Linked DNA regions of Mus musculus: region 1 is linked to region 2. A link is a contact called in ENCODE Hi-C or POLR2A ChIA-PET data. All regions are on one chromosome and are shown on one strand. The core of a region is the stretch at or near the end of the contact, and the rest is flanking DNA. Distances in the headings are between cores, read along the strand shown.

Region 1 (6,551 bases), core at 293-2,792, 75 kb before region 2:
CTCTTCTCTACACCATGAGGATGCTAGATTGCTTCATGGGCTGCAGAGATATTGGGCTATGTTATACACAGAAGGGATGTTTAACATGGGTCATGGCATACAGGTGGTCCTTCACATATGTCTGCCCAGCACCATCATTGTGCATTGAAGAGTTCTTGATAGAGAAGGGACTTGTAGTCTGGAAGAGAAGGAAGGCCGAGTTTCAGGAATGGCTCGGTTATGAGAGCTATACATGGTACCGGGACCTGATCCCTGACTGTGGGGGACCAACATGGCTCCAGAGCTAGGAAGGCACCAGCTGTCAGGTGTATGTGAGGTTCACCATTCTTCAGCTCAGGATGCCACCATGTTTGATGGCAAAAGGTGCTGGCTGGGAGCAGAAATCTCCTGAGTGCTCTGACCTCAAGGCCTGCAGCTTTAACCCAGACACTGCGCACCTCTAGTATCATTACAGAAATGTTCATGGGATCAAAGAGTCAAGGCAAGTTAGAGGCAGTCACCTTTAGAGTCCCTGAAGACTGGCCCACAGCACTCCTCTATGCCATATAGCTTGCTCTGATGAAGAGATGTCCCAGGCAAGTGCAAGAAGACAAAGGCAGACAGGGAAGCAGTGGCCCCAGAAGACCACAGACCAGGGGGGAAGCAGATGAAGGGATGCCAGGACAACAAGCCCACCTCTCACAGGACCCTAGATCAGGGAAGACCTGGAGTCTGGTGGGCAGGAAGGTGGGCAAGGTAGAGGAGGCATTCTGGAGTGGGACTGGAGAAGGAGCCAGGTCTCAGATACAGAGGGCTAACACACAGTTTACTCAGAAACTCATACAAAGAGTGGAGCTAAATGCCATAAAAGACCTGAATCTTTTTTGATTGGCAAGGAGCCCCTGAGACCCCACTGACTGAGAACCCATTCTATATTCAGAATTGCAGGCCCTAGGAGTTAGAAAAGGGAACCCCAGAAAACAGACCTTCTACTTTCTTCTCCTAAAAATAGCCAAAGAACATAGGATGCTGGGCCCTGCCTGAACTCTCCTACAGAGACCTGTCCCTGAAGATGGAACCCTTCCCTGCCTGTTTCCTGGATAAGGCTGGCAGGAAACAGCAGACCATGGGCGCCTTTAGAGCCACTAGGGATGCCTAGGCACCAGGCTATTAGGCTAGTCGAAGCAAACTGATACTCTGATCAACATAGCTGGATGACTCTCTCTCTGTGTATGGGTGAGCCTCCCTCCCAACTGTATGCCTGCTTCTTAGGAGCTAATGGAGAGTAGGCACTTGGGCCCTGGAAGGCAGAGTTTCCCAGAGGGAACATTCCATGTTTGTCAGGAAGCTGAGACTAGGGACAGCCCCTGCTCTGGTCTTATCTGAGCTTGTTTTTCCACAAAAGAGAAGAGGAGGCAGTGGGAGGAAGGAGCCCAGTGGGGGCTGGCTTCAGGACTGACCATGAGGGTTTGGCAAGACAGGGTATCCATGCTCTTGAAGATAGAAGCAGAGAACAGGGGTCAAAGGAGCCAGGAAGGCAGCTGGGAAATCCAAAAGCCGGGGACATAAGCGCCAGCCTTGGAATCCAGTGTTGAGTCCAGCGCCTCCGGCTGGAAGAGACAGAAGTGGGAGCTGCTGCACTAAGTTCCCAGGGCTCTGCTGTGGGCTCATCTCCAGAGGATCTGAGATCAGTTCTCAGCCAGCAGTGGGCAGAAATCAAGCCATGTCTGCAGCCTCTCCCAGGGGACACTCCCTGAGAGCAAGCGAGCGGTACGTGGGTGTTCCTCTTCTCGGAGTCTCAGTCCTGCTTGTGCTGACCGCCCTTCCTGCACCCTCTGCGCCTGCTCCTCGGTGATGTCATCTAATCCTTGATCCTTCTGGCAGGCACAACTCCTGGCCCTGGTTGGTATGTGAGAAGGCACGTTCAGAGAGAGACTGTCTTGTCTACGGCCACGTGGAGACGGCTAGGGATGGGAGGATTGTTGGTCAGGGATCGCAGAGTTGTTTGCTGGGCATCTGCAGGCCATTCCACAGACCCCTCTGATCAGCTCCTGCAGTGTGGCTGGCCAGCCCGAGGTGGCGAGCAACATTGACTCTCTTTGGTTAGTTCTGACTCATTAGCTATATACTAGAGTCACACCATCAGCTGACCAGAGTGCTAGGCAGAGACAGTTATTATGACAAAGAACTGGAGGACAGGAGACAGAGTGTGTAGAGAGGAGACACGGGAGTCCCATTTTCCTATCGATGATGTTCTCAGACAGCCCCTTAGGTAGTTAAGAGCACTGGGGTGTGGGATGTGTCCTGTTTAGGATACTCAGTCCCCCAAGCCTGAAGTTCAGGACATTAAGGGTACAGTGGGGACACACTCCATAGCACTGAGCAGCCTGTACTCAGGTCCAGCTCAGCTGCAAATCAGTCACGAGGGAGGGAGGCAGTGTTGTGCTTTCATCATGATGATGGAGTTTCGGCAGCTAAACACAGTACGTGCGAGTGTGCTACCTTAGGAAAAGCCGAGGAGCAGGGCTAGCGAAGAAGAACATCAGCCCCACGAGACGACGAGGCTGGCTTATATGTAAGCTGACTTAAGGAAACGTGTCTTGAACACTGAGTTCTCTGCTCAGCTCCACAGCCACCCATACCTGCACAAGCGGATGTGACTCGTGACCCTCACATGGACTGCCTCATTCATCCAATGTGGTTCCCGAGGACAGACCTCACTGCCCTGTCTGTCCTCTTCTGGTCTACCTGCTCCCTTGTTCACACCCTTCTGCCGTGAAAGCCCAGTAGCATCCCTAATCCACCTTGGGCCTCTTCCATCACATCCTCAGAAAGGGCCAGACATATGTAGAAATCTAACAGAAGGTCCCTCAGATGTTTCCACAAGTTCCATGTTGTGAAGAACGGAGCAAGGGCAGAGGCATGCCTTTCTAAGGCAAAAGAGACAATGTTGTAGATGCCTGTCACCTCCCTGTCTCCCTCTTGCTGTCACCCACACAAGAGGTTCCTGAGGGCTGAGAGACAGTGGCCCAGGAGCAGGTGCTCTATGGGTTGAGCACCAGGCTGCAATACCCATGGGAACTCCTAGCTCCTGACCCCAGCACCTCTTCCCATCACACAGAGCTGCTCAGGAGAGGCCCTGGCCCCAAGCTGCATCTAGAGATTGCTGATGTGGGAGAGGAGTGTGTTCTACGGTCCCTGGTCGTCTTTGTCGTCGTACTCTTCTTCTTCTTCTTTTTTTTTCTTTTTTCTTTTTTGGTTTTCTGAGACAGGGTTTCTCTGTGTAGCCCTGGCTGTCTTGGAACTCACTTTGTAGACCAGACTGGCCTCGAACTCAGAGATCCGCCTGCCTCTGCCTCCCGAGTGCTGGGATTAAAGGCGTGCGCCACCACTGCCCCGTGGTCCCTGGTCATCTATAGCATCTGATGCTGCTGTCACTGTATGAGCCACTCCTCCTGGTCACCGACCCTCCTGCACGAGGCACAGAGGATGGGTTGGGCTATTTCTGAGCAAATGCAGGAAGGTGAGATGACTTCCATTGTCTTTCCCTCTCAGCTGACTGTCAGTGCTCACTACAGCCTCTCTCTGGACTTCTGGGGCCACCAGGGAGATCCCCAACTCCCTTGGAGCACCTCTGCCACAGCCTTGGTTCCAGTGGTTTTCCCATGCAGGAATGACTACGTGGAGCACAACAGGGCAGAGGACCAGAGGACTTGACCTGGCTACACTGCAGTCTCTGAGCTTGATGGCGCCTGCCAGCCCAGGCCCCAGGCCATTTAATGACGGTCTTTCTGGCTGGGTCACAATAACTGCTAATAAGGTTGTTTGGGTAGGGCAGGGCAGGGCAGGGGACTGACTGCCAAGTGAGCCTCATGGGTCTAAACCAATTTGTTGATTCAATTGTATGCGATTCAAATGCTGGGCATCAAATGAGAATAGACTCCCTTTTTCCAGGATGGGAACTCCTACCCTAATCCAGGCTGGAGAGCGCTGGGCAGCCACTCTGAGATGCTGCACCCCCTACCCACCAAAATTTTTGCACTTGGGTCAGTGGTTGCTAGGATGCCACTTCCCAACTGCAGGGGAAACCTGCAGGCTGCCTTGACCCCCTCTGATGGCCACTGTGACCCCTCACCTGCCACAACCTGACTCTTTGCCTGGCCCTGTATGGCTAATAGCCTTGAAGCAGCCAGCAACACAGGAGGCATTAATCACCCTGTGAGGGGCACTGGCTCAGGCTGGCTCAGCCACAGCCACCCCACATGCTGGTGTGAGCCCCAAACACGTAAACTTGGAAGGGTGTCTCGGACTCTGCCTGCTTTGGGGGCTTCTCAGGTGGGGTCGTGAGAAGCTTTGCAAAGGGAGGTCTTACCTTCCGAGATGAATGCTTTTCTGAATTCTCCACATCTCCATCCAGGAGCGGCATGGCAAAGGAACTCAGGTCCTGGGGGGTAAGAGAGCACACAGTCAAAGCCATGGCCCACGGGGCACGTGTGCATGCTCTGGGAGGGACCCACCTCCCTCTCTGACAGGCCTCCTAGGGTCCACACACTTGTAAGGATACTGGGAGGAATGAAGTGGTCTACAGAGACGCTGTGTCCCTCCCTCTGGCTACCAGACTATGGAAACAGTGGAACTGAGACTTGAACCTCTGGCCCTGTATTGAAATCTTGAGTCTCCTGCCAAGGCTCAGAAGACGGCCTTAGAGGGTAAGGGGACCACTGAGCCCCCTTGTTCCTCTTTGTAACATGGCACACTGAACGAAGACTTTCCTGCTTTCCACTATGGCTTGTCTATTCAGCTGGTATACGAAGTGTGAGCCTAGGTAGGGATGCCAGGCCCAGCCACCAGCCCTAACAACTCCCGCAACATGGGGATGCTCACCTATATCTCCATTCCCTTTCAGAACGTCAAGCCAAATGTCCAACAGCAGCCACTCACACCCCCAGCAAGGAAGACATTAGGCAAAGCCACAAGCCAAGGGAATGGAAAGATCCGGGGTCAAGGCAGGCAGGGTGAAAGCACTGGCTCTGGGGATGACTGGGCAATGGCTGGTAGATGGGACTTTTCCTCCTGACTTGAAACCTGAGGCCTCTTTGAATGGTCCAAGGAAGTGTGTCTTCTGTAAAGATGACCACACTTGTGGAGGGTGGTGCTGGAGCAATAGATAAAGCTTGATGGCAGAGGTGGAGATGATGGGGAGGGCTTGCATTGGCTTCTTTTCCTATTGCTGGGATTAGATGCCCAGATCAAAGCACCTGTATGGAGAAGGCACTTCTCTTGGCTCACAATTTGGGTACAGTCTACCAGGGAAGCCGAGACAGCAGGAGCTTGAAGCAGCTGGTCCCTCACACCCATAATCAGGACCAGAGGTCACAAGATGCAAGTTTCTGCTCAACTCACTTTCATAATTTTAGACCCAGTTCAGAATACCCACCCAGGGAATGGTCTGCACAGAGTTAAGATGGGTCCTTAATTAATCTAATCAAGATCCAGTCAAATTGACAGTTAACACTAACTGCCACAGGGGACTAAAACAGAATGGGGAGGAGTGGGTAGCTTGTCACCGAGTCAGAAATAAGGCAGATGCTTTGCTCTGACTCTCCAGCCCTGCTCTTCCTGTGCCCCACAACTGGCCTTGGAAGACGCCTGCACACCAGATGGGACCACCTGGCCACCCTGGAGACTATAAAAGTCGTCATCCTTAACACACCATTGTTGTTTATCAAAAAATAATTGGAATAAAATATAAACAATAAGAATTATCATCTGCTCTCTCTCTCTCTCTCTCTCTCTCTCTCTCTCTCTCTCTCTGTGTGTGTGTGTGTGTGTGTGTGAGTGTGTGTGTGTGTGTGGTGCCGGCATGAACCCAGGGTTTTACACATGCTAAGCAAGCGTTGTACCACTAAGCTATCCCCATCCTCAAGCTAACCCTCTGTAAATAATTCAGTGGCTGCTAAGTTACTCATGTGATTTTACCTCCACCACTATAACTGTCATGACTGTGCTATGTCAGAAACAGGCAGACATGATCATGTTTTCCTACAAAGTCCACATTACTGAATAACAACTCATTCACTAGCTACAGAGTTTCCTCGGCTAGTTTGTCCTTAGTCCCTATTTTCCTACATAGTTGGCGGAGGCAAACACACACAAGGTTCATTTATTCCAACCTTAACTGCTAATATTAGCTCTCAGTTCACACATTCCAAATCACACAGTAAATACATCTGTGTGTACATATAGTGTAGGTGACAGAAAGCCTCTGAAGGGTTCAGGAGGCCAACAGAGTTCAAGGAGTTCCAAAGAGGCCTTGAGGAAAAGCAGAAGGGGGAGGCTGATAAGGATGCAGAGGGAGGCAGAGAAAGACGCTGGGTCAGATACAAACCCAGTCAGAGCCCAGCGTTTGCAAGCCCAGCCAGGCCACAGAGTCAGAGTTGAGTCATGCTGCAGAAATGAGGTGTGAGATACTTGCTGGTCACAGGGGTGACAGAGGCAAACTACAGAACTAGTTCCAGACAGACAGATGGGTAGACTGATGGACAACAGATTCGAGTTGACTTTATCAGAGC
Region 2 (6,850 bases), core at 3,581-6,080:
GCCAGGCCCACAAAGAGCTGGGTTCTCCACCCCACCCCACCCCCACTGACCACTAATCAAGGAAATGCCTTATAGCTGGGCATTATGGAGGCATTTTCTCAATTGAGGCTCCCTCCTCTATGATGACTCTAGCTTGTGTCAAGCTGACATAAAACCAGTTGGTACAGTAGTGAATGGTCAATAGATGGATGGATGGATGGATGGATGGAAGAAAGGAAGGAAGGAAGGAAGGAAAGAAGGAAGGAAGGAAGGACAGAAAAACAGATAACAGGCAGAACCAATGACATGAGAACAGAAGAAATGGAAGCTAGACACCAAATTCCTTTGAAACCCAGGAGGCATAACAATTCCGTGAAGAACTTAATGAATCACAAAATTATGGGTCTCGTCTCAGACATTGCAGATCAGTAGGTTTAGACTGACACCTAGGACTGGATATTTTAAAAGCACGTCAGATGGTACTATTATACCGAAACTGGTTCAAGAACCATACCTTGCCATCAAAGAGCACGTACGAAATGTTCAAACCAGTCTCAGTCAAGGTCGAAGCTGAATGTCTCCTCCAGACTCCAGCTCAGGGTACTTCGGTGGTGAGAGGGACAGAGAATGCTTTCATTTGGTCCTCCAGCCCCATACTCTACTGAGAGTGTGGTCACAGGCCCATCACCAGCACAGGGGGTCCTGAGGCGTCAAGCTGGGTGAGACTCCCCTGCAAGCCACACACACAGCAGGTTACAGGCAGTGTCTTGAGCAATGGGCTCACTCGAGCCCAGTTGTGCCACCACAACCTTCTGACTGGCCAGCTGCCCTGGGCTCTATTTTTAGTCTGTCTCCAGTGACAGTGAATTATTTTACGAGCTCCTCTCCCAAGAGGGCTGGGGACATGTGTGTTGTCACCAGTGCCTACTAGGTCAAGAACCCAACCTCCCTGGCAGCTTCGATGTCACACAAGATCCTACTCTGGCCCTTCTAGCTCTCTTAGGGCATCCCCCAACCACCTTCCCTCACTGTGGGCCTCAGGCTCTGGCCCCTTTCTACCAAAGCACTTCATCTTGCTGGCACGTCTGGCTACTTCTCGTGAGTTTTTGCTCCTCGTATTTTAATAGCTTCTCAGTTAAAACCCGGAAAAAGGCGCCAAGACAAGAACTTAGGTCCTAGAGAATAGTTTAAGTTATTAAACAGCATTAGCAAAGAAGTAAGGAAGAACGTTCTTGAAGCCAGACAGGCCATGAAGATATATTAACAAGTGAAGCAATGGCCCCTGCTGGGTTCTCCTGGGATGTTTCTGTACCGATGCATCAGAACTGTCTCCCCAGTGACACCTTACTTGGTGGAAGTCTGTCCTTCCCGCACTGTGGTGGTTCAGATACCTCATGGGCTCAAATATCTAAATACCAAAAATTCCCCAGTTAGTGCAACTACGTAGAAGAGATTAGGAGGGGAGTTTACAGAGATCTATCACTGGGGATGGGCTTTGAGGTTTCAAAAGCCCACACCATGCCCAGTTGGATCAGATTCAAGGTCTCAGCTACTGTTTCAGATCCAACGTCACCAACACAGGGTCTATCCCTGTACTCCAGGTGCCTCACATTCAGCCGAACCAGCTGCCAAAGCCGGGCAGAATCTTTCAGACAGGAAGAAAGACACGAGCCCAAAGCCCCCCACAAGGAAGCGCCCCACAAGGCTGTGGAAGACTTGGGTCAGGTTTGCACACAAGGGACAGGATCTCTGCTGCAGCTCCTTCGTCTCTGAGAGCAATCCCTGAGTTTTGGTTGGCCTGGAATTAATTCACTAAGGAGAACTTACAGAATTCACTCTGCCTCTGATACCAGAGTATCGGGTTGGAAGTACTAGATACCTCTGTGCCTGGCCAGAGCCTGACCTTCAAGCCAGGGTTGTCTAAGGAAACAAAGGTTACCCAGTTAAACAGGGATCTGCATAGCAATAGACCAGTTTATTGTGAGTGTATTCCAAACAGGGCATGGGACATATTTAAGAAAGAAAATTGTATGTTGTTTGAAATCCAATTCCTTCAAAGTCCTGCTGATCTGGTCTGAGAACATTCCCTTCCCTCCATGAGACACTGTCTTCTGCTGGATTCAGAAGCGCATGTCCTCTGTGTCTGAAGTGGTTCTGCCATGGTTGTCACTCTGGTCCCCACATGCAGCTGTTGTGGAACTGACCTGTCACCTTATGTCCTGGGTTTGTCTGCTAAGCACTGAACCTTAAGTGCCCATTTTCACAGCCTCTCCTGGCACAGTAATCAATAGGTCACCATTAGTGGGTAGATGATAGGAGCCTCTGGTCACATCAGCAAACACATGCACAAGAGAGAATGAGAACACAGGCACAGGTCACATGGTGAACAGCTGGGTGACAGTGGAGTGAAAACTGCTTTTAGTAAAGGCCGGGCCACACCAAAAACATGTCTGAGTGCCCCAGCTTGGACGCTGGTTTTCAGCATGCAGAGTGGCCTGTCAGTCCCTTAGCTGCTGCTGGACTTTGCCCTATACAGCCTTACACATTACCACTCGAAGGCAAGCACACACGAGTGGGGGCGGCTGCTCCATTTGGACTCCATTCACGGCAGCTTATTCCGAGGGCACTATTTTCTCTCCCCTGCCATCCCATCTTTTCTCCTCACCCAGCTGCCATTTGTTTGTTTGTTTGTTTATATTGAGACCTATTTGTTATCTAGCCCAGACTAGATCTCTTCCTTGCACTCTGACACCCATGTGATAACCATGAGAGCACAGCGTTTTACACTGTAAGGAGCTTTTCCGTTTACTACTTTATTTCAACCTCTCCAAAAGGTGGACAAATTGGCACCATTTTTTGAGACAAACAGGACAAGCTCAGTGGTTAAAGGGCAGCTCAAAAGGTCACCGTGAAACGGATCTTAGCAGCAATGTCTAACTTTCTATTTCAATAGTTTTAAAATGTCTTACATAGGCAATGTAATAAGTATTTTCTCAAATAAAATTCATATCCCTATATGTTTAGGTCACCGTGGGACTCATGAATTGTCCAGATGCCCAACTTTAAATTGCTCCCCAAAGTACCCCCATTAGCTGTGTGTGGGGCTCCAAGCCCCAAGACTCCACTCAGTACCACATTCCTGGACTGGAATTAAATGAAGATAGGGGCCCTGAATCTAAAAGGAAAGGCTTGGGACAAGCAATGGGAAAAGCCTAGTACTCATTCTTCAGGGTAGTGCTGGCAAGCGGTGCTGCCCATGCTGTGCAGGGTTCAGTGTAGATGCCACCAGGTATCACTGGCAGGTGGGGCTCATGGAGCTGTCCCACACTGCTTAGCATGTTCATTTGTAAAAACCATTGCTTGCTTGGTCGCTGCCAGGATGTAGCCAAGTGGGGTTTCCCTTTGGGTAAAGCTAAAGGCTGGGGTACACCTCCTGAGAATTGATCCCCCTCTACAGAGAGGAGAACAAGTGCCCTTGGGCTACCAGCTAGGGCAAACCAGACTGATGCTCAGCACTGAGCAAGCTATTCTGCATGCTGCTCCCTCCGGCTGTTTAAGTCAATGTCACCAGAGTCCAACCAAGGTGGCAGGGTATTCTGGGCTGAAGTTAGCAATAGCCCTGTATAGTAAGCCGAGAAAACCTCAAGCCCCCAAATTCCACGAGGCACAAAATATTCCTGGAGTCAAACCACGGGAATCACTGCAAAGGGCTCCAGCCGCGACTCACATGCATCCTGAAATTGGTGTGGAGGGAGAGCTATTTGGGGGTGCTGCCTCACCGTGGCACCCCGCGATATTCCCACCCACCACTCCTTTCCTCAGTCCCCGGTGGCGGCGGCGGCTCCTCAACTCACGCTTCCCCGCACTTCACAAGAGGTCCTTTTCAACAAAACAACACAACTCACCACCCCCCTCCCCAGCACCCGCACCGGCCCGATCCAGGGCTACGCCCAGTCCGCCACCAGGCTTTGCGCACCCGGGAGCGCGCTTCTCGTACTCGCTTCCCAGCAGACACCCTTGCCTCTGTCCTAGACAATCCCATAGCTCCACTATAGTACGGACCAAGATCCAATCTCGGGCTCTGCGGCCCAGCTTGGGCCCTGCCCCTCCCCCTCCCCAGCCTCCCGAAGGGACAGGAGGGACAGGACGGCGCGCGCAGAGTGTCCCTTGTTAACCGCCTAGGCGCCGCGGGAGTCTGGAGCTCCAGGGATGGGACTCACCGGAATGTGCACTCGCAGTGACCGCCTCTTCAGGCTAGGGTTCTTTTTGCCACTGCTCCCGCCCGGGCTGGAAACCTCTTTCTTCTTCTTGGTGTCCATGGCTGCGCTTCCCATAACTTTAGCTAGAAGTTAATTCCGGTGCCTCGTCCCCGGGGTTCGGTCCCCTCGCTGCCTCCCAGGACTGCTGCCGTTACACTGGAGCCACGCGCTTTTTATGACTGTCCTCCCACCCTGAAAACACCTCGTGGGGACTTCCGCGGGGAGGGCGGGTGGCGCAGGTAACACGCGGGGCTCCACCCGAGGGGCTGGCAGTCCGCGGAATGCCGGGTTGGAGCGTCCTCTTTCTCCTACGGAATCATTGGGTGCAGAGTCTCGGCCCGTGCTACTTTTGGTTACGCGTGGCAGAAGTCTTGTGCTGGGTGATAAAGTTTTCCTCCTTCTGCAAAGCGAAGCAACATTTTCCACCTCTCGGCTCCTCCCACAAATTCCCAGAGGTAGTCGGCCAGGCAGGTGCAATTAACAACAGCAATTTGGAAAACAGCCTTCTCGTGTCTGTGCCTCGATGGAAACGGTGGCCAGAGACACTTGGTAGAGAAATGCATAACCCTGGGCCGCACAATAAAGCGACAGGGAGCCTGGGACCCGGAGGGCCTCCTCTTTGGGCGAGAGGGAGGGCAGAGGGGGAAGAGGAGGTGCAAAGGCGAAGACTCGTCGCAATTGGGCTGGCGCGTGGCCGCAGGAATAAACTGTGGCGGCGGCTGGCTGGGTTCTGCGGGCCGAAGGGCGCGCCCCAGCCCCTAGGGGAGAATAGGGCAGGGCGCCCGCCCCGGGCGGCCTCTGAGCCGCGGCCCCCGGGACCCGGGGAACTGTGGGGGCCGGGTCTGGCACCAACGTAGGCTCTGGGAGCGCTGGGCGGTGGCAGGCGGCGCGCGCGTTGAACAGGAAGTGCGCGGCGTGCGGCGCCACTGTCCCACTCCACGCGGCCCACGCTGCCCCCGGGTGGTCGCCGTGCACTCTCTGTCTCAAGGTAGGCCAGCTCCGGACTCGCCAGGAGCTGATTCTGATCCATCTGGTTTTGCTGTGTCTCTGTTTAGGTCCAGCCCCCGGAAACACACACCCGCAGCCCGACCACGCCACGATTGAAGCCCCGGGTCAAAGTGGTTCGGGTGACCGCACTCGCTTCTCGCAACGCCGCCCCCCTGCGGCGTAGGGAACCCCATCCTGTCCAGAGCGGCCTGTGGCGTGGTGAGTGCAGGCTTTTCTCCACAACTTGGTTCTTTTCAGATTCATCAAAGATTGCGCAACAAACCTTGATCTTTGGCAAAGGCGCTCTGGTCTCAGTAAATGCTGAAGTCCTAAAACCACGAGAGGAAATGGGTGCGTCGGAGCCTGAAACCAGGGCGAACACGCCACGTGCTCCCGGATCTTCAGAGCCACTGGCTGCAGATCTGGTACTGCGGGCTGCTCAGGGCCCTGGTGTTCCTCCCAGGCAGCAGGACCTTGGCTTCTGGTCTGAGTGAGGGGCGTGCTTCCTCTCCTGCTCAGAATTGAATACCGGCTGACCCCAGTGATCACTCCAGCTCTTTGAAGCTAACATCAGCCCACCTGCTCCCTGTAAACAGTAATACACGGACAGTACCTATAGCATAAACGTGATAGGGGTTCCTTTGACGAAGACATGACACGGGTAAGGAGATGGCCTTTACTCCTCTTCCTGCTCTCCCACCGTAGAGGATGTGGTTACCACTTTAAGACCATGATTTAGTAAAGGACCTGTCTGTCCCATGAGAAACCCATTGCTGGGTCCAGCAATCCCCTGGATTTCCACGGTACCAGCCAAGTTCCTGCAAATTAGGTAAAACCCTACAGCTGGGGGGAAGGGGGCGATCCTTGGTTCATCAGGTAAGTTTGTATACATCCTGCTACCACACTTTCAAAACAAGAATGAAGTACACCTCCTCCCCAGAGCCCCCAACCAGTATCCCTAAGCAGCTTCTGGAGAGTCCTCTGAAGGTTCTAACCCGGTGTCGGTGTCGTCACCCTCCTCCCCAGCCTGGCTCCTCACTAAAGGACTCCCAGGACCCCAAAAGACATCATTCTACTGAGGGTTCAGACTGCTTCTTAGAAGCAGAAGTGAGAGGTTTGGAGGGACGCAATACCAACGTCCAAGGAGGCTACCCTCAGCCACTAAAAAAAGAAAAGAAAAAATCACTCCAGGTTTGTCAAGTGTTCTCTCTCTGTAGGTTGGAATGTTCATCTCTTCATGATGGTGTGCCAGGATGCATAAATGGTACCATGTGATGAGAAAGAAGTGGCTTTGAAAGAAGCAGCCATCAGAAGAGACCAAGAAGACAGAGGAAAGGACTCTGAGGGGAACGTACATGCTCCTTCTATCACCACCTTTCCCTTGGGGTGTGCGTGTGTGTGTGTGTGTGTGTGTGTGTATGTGTGTGTAGCTTGTGTGTGTGTGCACTTGCCTGTGGTAGCTTGTGTGTGTGTGTGCACTTGCCTGTGGTAGCTTGTGTGTGTGTGTATACTTGCTTGTGGTAGCTTTGTGTGTGTGTGTGTATGTGTGTATACTTGCCTGTGGTAGCTTGTGTGTGTGTGTGTGTGTGCACTTGCCTGTGGTAGCTTGTGTGTGTGTGTGTGTG

The links. Hi-C counts contacts between places; a loop is a spot of excess contacts on that map. ChIA-PET counts read pairs that join two places held with the same protein, here RNA polymerase II (POLR2A).
Region 1: a loop to region 2 is called in a map of gastrocnemius, with 2.4 times the contacts of the local background. The contact joins the enhancer-like site here to the promoter of Prkag2 in region 2. A Hi-C loop is called at or near these places in 19 of 37 maps with a recorded cell type or tissue (CH12.LX, Patski, T-helper 17 cell and 5 more). POLR2A ChIA-PET finds 5 or more read pairs at or near these places in 1 of 5 experiments (Patski).

What each region holds. Positions count from the first base shown.
Region 1 is chr5:25,024,114-25,030,664 of GRCm38, forward strand. It overlaps Prkag2 (protein kinase, AMP-activated, gamma 2 non-catalytic subunit), which reads right to left. Exons shown (of 16, transcript NM_145401.2): 2 at 4,352-4,423. Among named protein-coding and RNA genes, the nearest start is that of 1500035N22Rik, 42 kb to the left of the region's middle. Within about 2 kb of position 1,543, at least 1 of the 3 ENCODE cell types and tissues checked has a DNase peak (open chromatin) inside an H3K27ac peak, as active enhancers do; it is heart, where a contact is called at or near this core.
Region 2 is chr5:25,095,812-25,102,661 of GRCm38, forward strand. Prkag2 (protein kinase, AMP-activated, gamma 2 non-catalytic subunit) reads right to left here and starts at 4,831. Exons shown (of 16, transcript NM_145401.2): 1 at 4,200-4,831. The coding sequence starts at 4,313. It overlaps Gm42232 (a long non-coding RNA gene), which reads right to left and starts at 4,192. Exons shown (of 2, transcript XR_880887.2): 1 at 4,042-4,192; 2 at 1,936-2,301. It overlaps 2900005J15Rik (RIKEN cDNA 2900005J15 gene), which reads left to right and starts at 5,164. Exons shown (of 1, transcript NR_027851.1): 1 at 5,164-6,850.